2 separate regions of the Mus musculus genome follow, and region 2 is linked to region 1. Evidence: chromatin loops called from intact Hi-C (ENCODE). Cell type or tissue: heart. All regions are shown on one strand.

What was found. A loop is a pair of places that touch in the nucleus more often than their neighbours do. Peaks named below come from ENCODE experiments on the same cell type or tissue, not always from the same donor. Only the 100,000 strongest peaks of a DNase experiment are listed, where the experiment ranks them.
Region 2: it touches region 1 in a loop (3.0-fold over the local background); 5 of 42 quality-filtered maps call a loop at or near these places.

Annotation. Positions count from the first base shown.
Region 1 is chr19:56,724,944-56,729,943 of GRCm38, forward strand. Adrb1 (adrenergic receptor, beta 1) reads left to right here. Exons shown (of 1, transcript NM_007419.3): 1 at 1-207. Among named protein-coding and RNA genes, the nearest start is that of Adrb1, 5.3 kb to the left of the region's middle. In heart, no CTCF peak of the experiment used is centred here; no DNase peak of the experiment used is centred here; H3K27ac peaks cover 1,061 bases; H3K27me3 peaks cover 223 bases.
Region 2 is chr19:56,598,886-56,603,885 of GRCm38, forward strand. It overlaps a transcript of Nhlrc2 not described here. Among named protein-coding and RNA genes, the nearest start is that of Nhlrc2, 53 kb to the left of the region's middle. In heart, no CTCF peak of the experiment used is centred here; no DNase peak of the experiment used is centred here; H3K27ac peaks cover 1,733 bases.

The DNA of each region.
Region 1 (5,000 bases):
TATCCATATTATAAATATTATTCTCTTACGTATTTTTATTATTATTTTTTAATGTCCAAGTGCCCCCGTGAATCTGCTGGTAAAATTTAGCACTCGTGTGTATATTCTATCTCTTCTTGTGTGTGTGACCAAGTATTTATACTCTGGTGCAACTAACTACCGTGTGGGAATTGGTCCATGTGCAATAAAGACAGCAGTGCAGCTCAATCGAGGTTCCGTGCCGTGTGTCTGTAAGGGGGTCCGCGATGACAAGAGAGACTTGAGTGTTTGCTTCAAAATACAGACTGGCTGCCTTTTTAATATCTCTTCATGACTCAATCACAGAGCAAAGTGCCTCTAGACCAAATAAGGTGTTCACCAACCGAGAGCCACAGATTTGCCCTAAATTTTCACAGCCGGATTCAAGGTATTCCAGACAACTCAGGCACCCTCAAGAGCCCATCTGCTACACTTGATGGAAGAAGGGACCGTGTATCTTCTGCAAAGGAGAGCCAGAGAGAGTGCTGCTGGAGACGGGTAACTCAGCAGCAACATCTCACAGAAACACAAGCAGGAAGGAATGATCCACTGGATGATGTCGCCCACTTGAAATAACGGTGAGTGGCTTCCATGGCTTATGTTTGTGTCCCCATTGAAAACCACAGTGGGTTCACAGTTCTCCAGAGCCTGCTTAGAATGGGAAAAAAAAAAAGCCATGTTCATGCTTAAGCAAAGATGTATAAAAGGACTCCTGAAGCAAATGTTATCTCTCTCACACAAGTACCTAGATCCTTTTCAGCAGATGTTCTAGGTGGGCAGGAAAGGCAAACTGAACCTCCTAACTTTCATTTAACTTCCTAACAGAATTATAACACCCAAATGGATAGAGGTTTTTTTTTTTTTTCATTAAAAATTAGTTCCCGAGAAGTGTAGAGTAAAATTCCATCCTGAGATTCATTGTACATTCACCCAGTCTGTTTATCCAATATGTTTAAACAAGCTTTTCATTTCATGACTGAACCGTACGTAGTGTCACCAAAATGAAAAGTATATGGTTTTGGCTCAGGGTCCCCTCTAAGATGGACAGACAAGACGGACAGGCAGCTTCTTCCAGGAAAAGGTAGGACTCCTTTCTCCAAAGGCATGTCTGCAAGCTCAGGGCCCTTTGAGAACAGTGCTGGCCTTTAGATCCCTGTGGAAGAAAGGCTGGCTGAACAGCAGCCATGTCAACAAAGGCTCCCCACAGGTTTACCCCATGTTTCCAGAAAAAGAAAGTAGGAACTGAAGAAGGAAAGAAAGGGGAAGGGGAGGGGCAGGGAGGAAAGGGTGATGGTAAATGGTAATCCTTAAACTTAGTTTGAAAGCGTAAATCCATCTCAGGATAAAATAGTACTGTAAGTCCCCTAGGAACTGAAGTTCATTTTAGTATCACCCCCCCCCTCCCCAAAGTATGCATGTGCTTTTGGTTGGAGGGTTTTTCATTCATAATGTGAAGAGTCGGTCTCATCTGAAGAACCCTGAAGCACCTGGCTAATGCCTTGCTGCCTACATGAGAGAGTATCCCCCACCCCAAACATGGGTGCTGGTCTGCAAACCTCAGCTCTGAATATCACGAATGTTCTTTTAGCTCTAAGGACATACTGTATTAACTACTGGGTAGACGTGTTCAGTCTCTTTAGTGAACTAGAGGAAGTCACTCTGCAGAGGGATTTGCTTACATAGACTTGCAGGAAACAAGAAGACTTTTTTTTGTGGGATCCTCCAAGCGGGCACCACAGATATTCACAGGTAGGCCGGCCGTGTCCGAGATTCTGAATAGCAGGAAAACTACCTTGGGTTGTTGTTTAGGAGGAGAGCTGTGCGTTGTAGGAATGGTGAAAACTGGTTTGCCAATCTCAGAAGTTACAACAGCCAGTTGTGTGTGTTAGCTGCTGAAACAGTATTGCAGAGATGGGAGGAAAAGGGCAGTGTACAGGCAGGGAACTGCCTTACCCTTGTATCTGCACACATCAAGTTGCCAAAGGTATCTACCTTAATATCACAACAGTAGACAGAATACGACTAAGATTTGTCAACTCAGCAGTGACTTGCTACACTGGTCATGGAAGTGGGCACGCCAGGTTTTGGAGTGGTGGAGTAATCAGAATTTGGGGGATATATATATATATATATATACATCCTCCCACTGACTGAAGCAACGGACATTGGGATAGGCCCTTCAGGAGCTCGCTGCTGCTGAGCTTGGCCCATTGAGTTTATTTTTCTGTTCTGTGCTTTCCTTGGAATTGGAATTATTAATAACTTCTAAGTGTCTATTGGGAAACCTTTCCTTGTTAAGCTCATTTCCCCCAACTTATTTAAATTTCACATTGTGTTGGACTGCTGACTTCCTCCGACATTATGTAAGATGGCTAGGTAGAAAATTTCTCGGCCCCTCCCCTGTGCCTGACGGGGAGTGCACTGAGAGCTGAGTTCTTAGCAGCGGCTTCTGAGGAAGCTTCCAGGGGAACCTTAGTCTAGAACTCATGTTGCTAATTGTAACAGACGTCTTCTGCATGTCTCTGACAAGCCGGACCATGTGTACTTCGGGGCGGGGGCGGGGGAGAGGTTGGAGGGGGAATAAAACTTAGGAGTAGCTCAAGTTAAATGCATTGGCACAGATAATGTAGTTTTATTTGTACGTTTCTGGCTCGATGTGCTGAGAAACACTAATTCTTTTGGCTCTCTGCCAGTTTTCTACTAATCAAAATGGAGAAGATATGCAGTGTTTGGATTATGCCTAAAAATAGCTCCCTGCAGGCACATCAGCAAATGGAATTAATTTCTCCTCCTTCCCCGTCACTCACACTCTCCATGTTAGTTGAATTCCCATCTAGAATATTGCTTCTGAATCTCGTAATTTTTGAACCTCTCTATCCCAAGCAGTTTTGGCTCTGCTGTGGTGATCCACCGGTCCGCTTCCCGGAGGATAAACATCTCTGGAAACACCCACTTTAACCTGATATCATTGAGAGTCTATCAGCCCCTAAAATATAATCCTGGTAGCATTATTATTATTATTATTATTATTATTATTATTATTATTATACACTTTGTAGATTAACTTACTTCATCAACAGTTCTTTAACCTTTTAGTGGGAAGAGGGAAAGTTTCAGTCAATTGGATTTGGTTATGAGGGAGTTGAGAACCTTCCAAATGGAGTTGCTTTGACAGCCTGCAAAGAGCCAGCAGCCCTGGCAGTCCCATGGTGAGACATGTTGCCGGTCATGAGAGCAGGATCTTTGTGGGCAACACCCTAGGAAGCCAGAAAGTTGCTGCCTTTAAACTCTACCTTCAGTCAGACACCGGGCACTGTTCACGTGCGTGAGGTACTCAAGGCCTCTTTTATCTTCCAACCATCAGACCTGCTAGCTTTTTTGGGAGCAGGGAGGGGTGTTTTTCCTTGCTTCTTGAATGAGCTACACTGCTCTCCGAGGATGCTCTTCGTTTCTCGGAAATAGTTTCCTAAAACATTGATTTTCCACATTTCTCAGGGCACAAATTTCCCCCTTCTCCCGCCCTCGCCCCCGTCTCTCTCTCTGTCTCTCTGTCTCTCTCTGTCTGTCTCTGTCTCTGTCTCTCTCTCTCTCTCTCTCTCTCACACACACACACACTCTCTCTCTTGCTCACAGCTGGCAATTAGGAGTGTCAAGATCATCTGTCTATTAACGCTTACTTCTAAAGCCTTTAGTGTCTGGTTTCTGTTGTCCTCCCAAGACTGCAAGCATTGCTCCTAATGAAGGGGCAACTTCCAGAAACACAAAACAAAAACAAAAAACAAACCCTCAAACTGTTATTTTTTTCTTTCCCATTTACTTGTCCCTCCAGATGGGTCTGGTATTGAAGGTGTGGCCCCCAGCCTTTGTGCTTCTAACCCTGTCACTTCTAACCCTGTCACTTTACCTCCACAGTCTATTGTGCTCACTAGTGCTCTCTCTGCATGCAATTCTATGGCATGAATTAAAGGTTGTGGGCTTTTGTTTCCCAAGCTTGTTGAGTGTGGGACTTGGGGCTAGAAACCTTTGAAGGAGAGGAAAACCTGGTCAAACAGATGGTGGCCTGGGCCTCCCTGGCTTCTTCTCTCACTGTAGTTCCCTCGCCCGCCAGGTGACCTTGGGAAGGTCAGCGGGCTTTCTTGTGAATGGAGCTCTCCCCCCCCCCCCCCCCCGCAAAGGCGCTCAGTTTGCTCATAATTGCCTTTGAGACACTGAGGGGAAGGGGTCCTCTCTGCTGAGCTTGCCATCACCTACCCTCCTCTTTGATCACCTTCTCTCTTTCCTAGCAACTCCACCCACAAAAATCCCTGTGGCTTTTTTTTTTTAAATGAAAAAGAACAACTAAGAATAGCAAATCTATATAGATAGGCACATATATAATATATGTATAATACCCCACATATCCAAAATCCAGTCCTTCCTTTTTAAAATTGTACTTAAAATTCCACAGAAACCACAACTGAATGAGGTAATCCTCTGCCGAGCACTGGATTAAAACACCGGTGTGCTGCTCGATGTGCAAAGGCAGTTTAAGGATTCTGAACCCACAGGTACTTGGAGAAAAGTAAGTCAGTTGGAAAAGCCCCCTCACCACTGCAGTTTAGTGTTGAGCTGTAGATGCTAATACCAACTGTCTAGATTGTTCTTTTTCATGTAATAGCAGTTTGGGGAGGAAAAGTGCTGAGAGCCACAGGAGAGTTTTGCTTTTTATTTTTATTTTTTTGCTTACCTTTCTTTTGCGGCTTGCAGGATATTGGGTTTCTTTGTTCCTGATTTAATAAACAGCGTCAAATCTACAGGAACTTTTACTGACTTCAAGTATCTGTCATTTTAACTACAGGAACTTAGCTGTAATCTTGAGAGCCTTGTTAAAAGTTCGCTTAAAAATAGTAGACGTTAAGAGACTGCGTTTTCTGCAGCGTGGGGAGTTTGAAAGCCATTAGAGGTAACGTGTTGTTGTTGTTGTTGTTGTTTTAGGAAAACGT
Region 2 (5,000 bases), 130 kb before region 1:
TTCTCAGGAGCAAGGCGAACGTGAAAGGGAGGGGTCCTGTTTAGAGTTGCCCGTGGTTACCTCAGAAACCTTTGCACCTAGAACCAGCCAAGGCAGCGGCTCTGCAGCTCCAGCCTGGAGCTGGTGGTCTGTGGAGGGCCTCAGAGCGCCGCAGCCCTCGTTGATTTGTTGGATTCCTCGTTTATTTCCAGTTGGACGGGATGAGAATATTTTGGTTCAGTCATTTCCTGTTTGAGGACATAAACAGTTTCACTCTCTAAAACAGGGTATATACAGTTTAGCTTGTGTGGAAATTATTTTTCACTCTGAAAATACAAGCATGTATTCTGTAGTTTGATGTACCTTAAAAATCCCAAAATATTCTTTAACTCCCTTGATTTTCCCTTTGCCTGGGTAGGATCTTACTTGAGTCTTCAGTGACTGCGGGGATCTCGGTGGCTGCACACCCCACCCACCTGCCTCTCTGCACTGCTGGTCACAGCAGAATGTTAGTGGGGATGGACGGAGAAGGTGCTCAGTGAGCAGAGTGCGCTTTCCTAGGGTCAGGACTGACACAGTGTCTGCCAGGAGGAAACCTTGGTCACAGCACTTCTGGAGCTGCAGCGTCTCCTGTCCTCTCTGAGAGCCTTGTAGTTGTCCTGAGACAACTCTGTCTGCCTTGGGGCTCACACCACTGAGATAGGTTATGTGGGCCTCTGTTTTGCAGTGTGGGAAATCTAGGACTTAATGAACATGTGTAACCATGGTTTCTCCACATACGCGGAACTGACTGTCTTTCTCCATCCAGGGAAAAGTCTTCAGCTTCTGCCTTTGCCTCTGGCTTGGCAAAGATCAGAGTTGTTAACTCATTTGGAAGATGGTTCTTTGCCGTGCGCAGAGGCCCTGGGTTCAGTCCTCAGGAGGAAAATGAAATCACGAAAAGCTATGTTTTGTAGTGAACAGTAACATAAAGCCACGTGCAGGGGCCGTGTCACCTAAGCTCTAAATGAGCAAGCCCGTGCTGTCTCACTGAAATTCTACCTCTGAGAATACTCAATGGCCAGTACTTTAGAGAGTAATCTAATCTTCTCAAAGATACTAAAATAATCTGAATTGTAAGCACTAATAATTTTTCTAAAGCCACTTCTGTTACCAAAGATGGGGGTCTATTTAGAGTCCTTTCATTTACCAGTTTCCTTTAAAATTGTAGTTGGTGAGGACAGGGATAATTACGGTGTTTTATTGTTTAGCATGGTATAGTGGCAGGAGTATAGACTCTAGCAGTGTCTTGCCCTGCAGAGCTGGGCTGCTGGACCAAGCCTGGGCTTGCCGCCAGGCTTCAGTAAAATGCTCCCACGGCATTTAGCAGGGAGTAATTTATGAACTGCTACTTATCAGTTTAGTTCTAATAATGACAATAATTTATGGCCACAGACATGGGCTTGACTTTTTTTTTTTTTTACAACTCCAGTTTCTAAAGCAAAATCTTTCTCCACCATTTGACATGTTAGCAGTCCCAGTAGAATCTGGGCTCGAGAAGAAAAAGAACACTTTATGGTAGAATGTATTACCATTTCATAAACAATATTGTTTATAAAGAAGCACCTCTCTACTGTATTGAAGTATTTAAAAAGGCCTTCTGGAGCTTTAATGAATACGGCTTTTCCATAGAGGATCCAGACATAGCTGGAGACACACCACACTCTTAACAGCTTGTACAAGAATCTTCAGATTATAACCTGCGTGCCCTGGTGGGTGCTCTCACCCTGGGGCGGTGCCCTCTGCAGTCTTCAAAGTACTTGAGAATAACGTTACAGACTAGGTGTGAATGTTCCAGAGAAGGAAGCTGCTTCGGCATGTTGGGTACGAAGCTCCTGGGGTAGCGTCCAGTGCCTAGAACAGGACCTAGTATGTGGGTGCTGGCTGACAGCAGCAGAGCTTAACCGAGGCTCCCTACAGTGTGGAAAGTGGGGACCTACCCCCCGGCCTTCAGACGAGGGCAGAAGGAGGCTTACCTTCATTGAGTTCTCGCTCCCTGCTGGGAGTTTCCCTTCTGTGTGCTGACCACACGCAATCCTCACAACAGCCTTAGGATAGAGTCCCTCCTCCTTGAACAGTCACATCAGCACTAAGAGTGTACACAGAGGAAGTGGACAGCTGTCTGCCCCACTGCCTACTCTGTCGTCTCCCAAACTTGCAAGGTCACATATTTCATTCCTTCATGTAGTAACTTATCAGTCCAGAGGATTCCAGGAGCCCTGGGAATGCGTGTTTGTAAAATTCATTTAAATTCATTAAAGTCATTCAACTTACATGACTTCTCATAGATTCTTATCATCTGGGCCTTGGAATGGTCTATATAATCATTGGTTCCCAGAGGATTTTCTGTGCCCTTAATTTCAGTGACTATCCACAGTTTTTTCTTGGCAGGAGTATGTGTAGACATCCCAGTTAGCTCAACAGGACTGTCCCAGCAGCCAGTCCACCATAACGAGCATGGCTGGTGCAGGCCTGGAGACGTCTACCCATATCGGACACAGTGTGTTTTGTGAACCAAGTGAGGTGTAGAGGAATAAAGTCCTCTGCCTTCCTGCAGCCTTAATGGTCTGCTGTGCAGGCTCCCTGGTGACTCAGGAGTTGTTCCTGAAATCAGCGTGGCAGTGTGAGACAAGATGTCCTGCGTGTGCCAGTGGTGGTTTTTAGGGGCATCCCAGTGCAGCGTCTGTCCATTGTGAAGTAGTGTGGTCGTGAAGCAGTACTATGGTTCAGTGAGCAGCGCACTACATGGGTCAGAAATGACAGTGTGACAGAGTCACATACCTTGAGGCAGACCTGCGTGATAATCACCAAGATTGCTTTTTCCACCCGTGTTTCAAAGCCGACATGAAGAATGAGCCCTCGCCTGAGTCACTGTTTTAACCTGGCTTAATAGAATTTCCTTTTTCCAGTTTCTTTGCGTTAGGGTAATAGACAGAATGGTCGTTAAAGTTAGAGGCTTGGTAATCAAGCGAGGTGGCATTCTGTGGCTAATCAGCCTTGTCTCCTGCCTGTGCCGGCTTGTGTAGGCTGGCGCCTTGGCTCTCGGGTGGCCGCTATGAGCACACAGGCTGGCCCAGAATAGGACACAGCCCTGCCTGCAGGCTCTGCTAGGATAGCTTTCGCCATGGCGTGGTGCTTTGGTTTAATCATTGTCAGAGGTCAGAGTTGAAAACTAAAACCCTAGACGCTTGTGGAATGTGCGTCTAGGTGTAGTTACTCATTGTGTGGTGTGTCCTTTGCTCCCCTTGCACGTCACTCCTGTGTGCCTGTGGACACTGCTCTCGACAGCCTCCCGACCCAAGGAAAGAACCGCAAGGACTTTCCAGTACACTTCCACCTGTGGCCGCCCTCAGCTGTGGGTTAGAAATAAACACTGGACCTACATACTAGAGTGCCTGGCCTGGCTCAGACGTGGGCGTGAGCAGTGTTGCTGTTTGAAAGTGAAATCTGAAGCTCTAGTAACTCTTGGGTTGCTTAGTTTCAGCTTTCCACATGGAATAAATAAAACAAAATAAAACAAAAGGGAGGTGAGGTTCCGCCCTCTGAGATACAGACTCTTTAAAGAGGATTTTTATTATTCTGAACCTAGTTTCATGAGAAAATATGTTGAGATAAATAAGATCAAACAATCAAATGATGCCAGTGGGGATGAAAGCACATACGTTCCTAGTGTAGCCATTGGGGTATCTTCTATTTTAAAGACTGCTTGTCTCTATTTTTAGTTCCACCAGAAACATAATTGTTGGCACAGGGTTGGAATGTATTGTCGGTGCATGCCTGTGATGTCATCATTGCAAGTTACCCTCAAAAACTAAGCCAGAGCCCCAACTCAGCCCGTGACCTCCGCCCTCAGCTACAGAAACAGCTGTATTCCTGTCGAGCCTTTGCTGAGGAGCTGGGCTTCCACAGGGACTCAAGTGGGGAACGTGTTGCAGTGATCATTTTTCTAAAATTCCTAGTAATTTCTCAGTGTTCTACAGCAGAGAACAGGACCCCGTGTGACTGACTTCAGATTGGCTTCTCTTTGAAGTAGGGCTTCCTCACTGTCCATGGGCTGATGGTATAGCTTTAGGTCTCTCTGTAAGAGACGCCGTTACTGTCATTACTTCACGCCTTAAGGAATCAAGACCTCCACCAGTCTGTTACTCCTTCAAGGTATGCTTCATGGATGATCACGTTAGAGACTGTTGCCATCTTGTGTGGGTAAATGATGTCATTTGTGAGCATAGAGGTGCTCTGCTGTGAGGATGTCATGCCTAAACAATGCAGTGGAAATCCAGTATACAAGTTCAGATACTGGTATTTCTAGACATGGCTTAGTCCTGAAAGAATTTCCTTGCTATGCATTTTAAAGTGTTTGTAGATGGATTAATATATTTTTATGCAATGTATTTTACACTTATTTCTAGACCAAACTCTTCAGTGGCTTCTTCAAGTGCATTATTGGGTGGATAAGAGCTTGACGGCTTCACTAACTCGAGGAGCGTGGAGCCAAGCGTCTGGGAAGCGTGTGTGTTCCTACTGTACTTGCAAACCTAAAGCTCTTCCAAAGCTTTGTACTTTTTTTCCATGAAACAGATTAAATATTTTTCTCTCCAAAGTTGTGTTTCTGTCTTGAATATTCTCTGTATTTTAAGTATATCACTGATTTTACTACTTGGAAACTTGTAAGCTGGGGCTGGATAAATGGCTTAGTGGATAAAGCTTGGAGTTTGGGGTCTCTGCACCACATAACCACTGAGCTTGTGTGGGTGACCAGAAATTAGGATCCTCTCATGGAGTTTTTAGTCTCATTTATCTGGGGGTTTAGAAATGGATTCAAATGGAAGCATTAGGACAACTTTATTAGCGGCTAAAGAGAAACCTCAAAGGGGCAAGCTGTGAGCCTTAGCAGCTGCCTGGAGGAGGGAGGAGGACAGAAGGAGAAAGCCATGGATGCTCGCATGGAAGGCACGCACATGGAGGGGAGGAAGCAGTAGAGA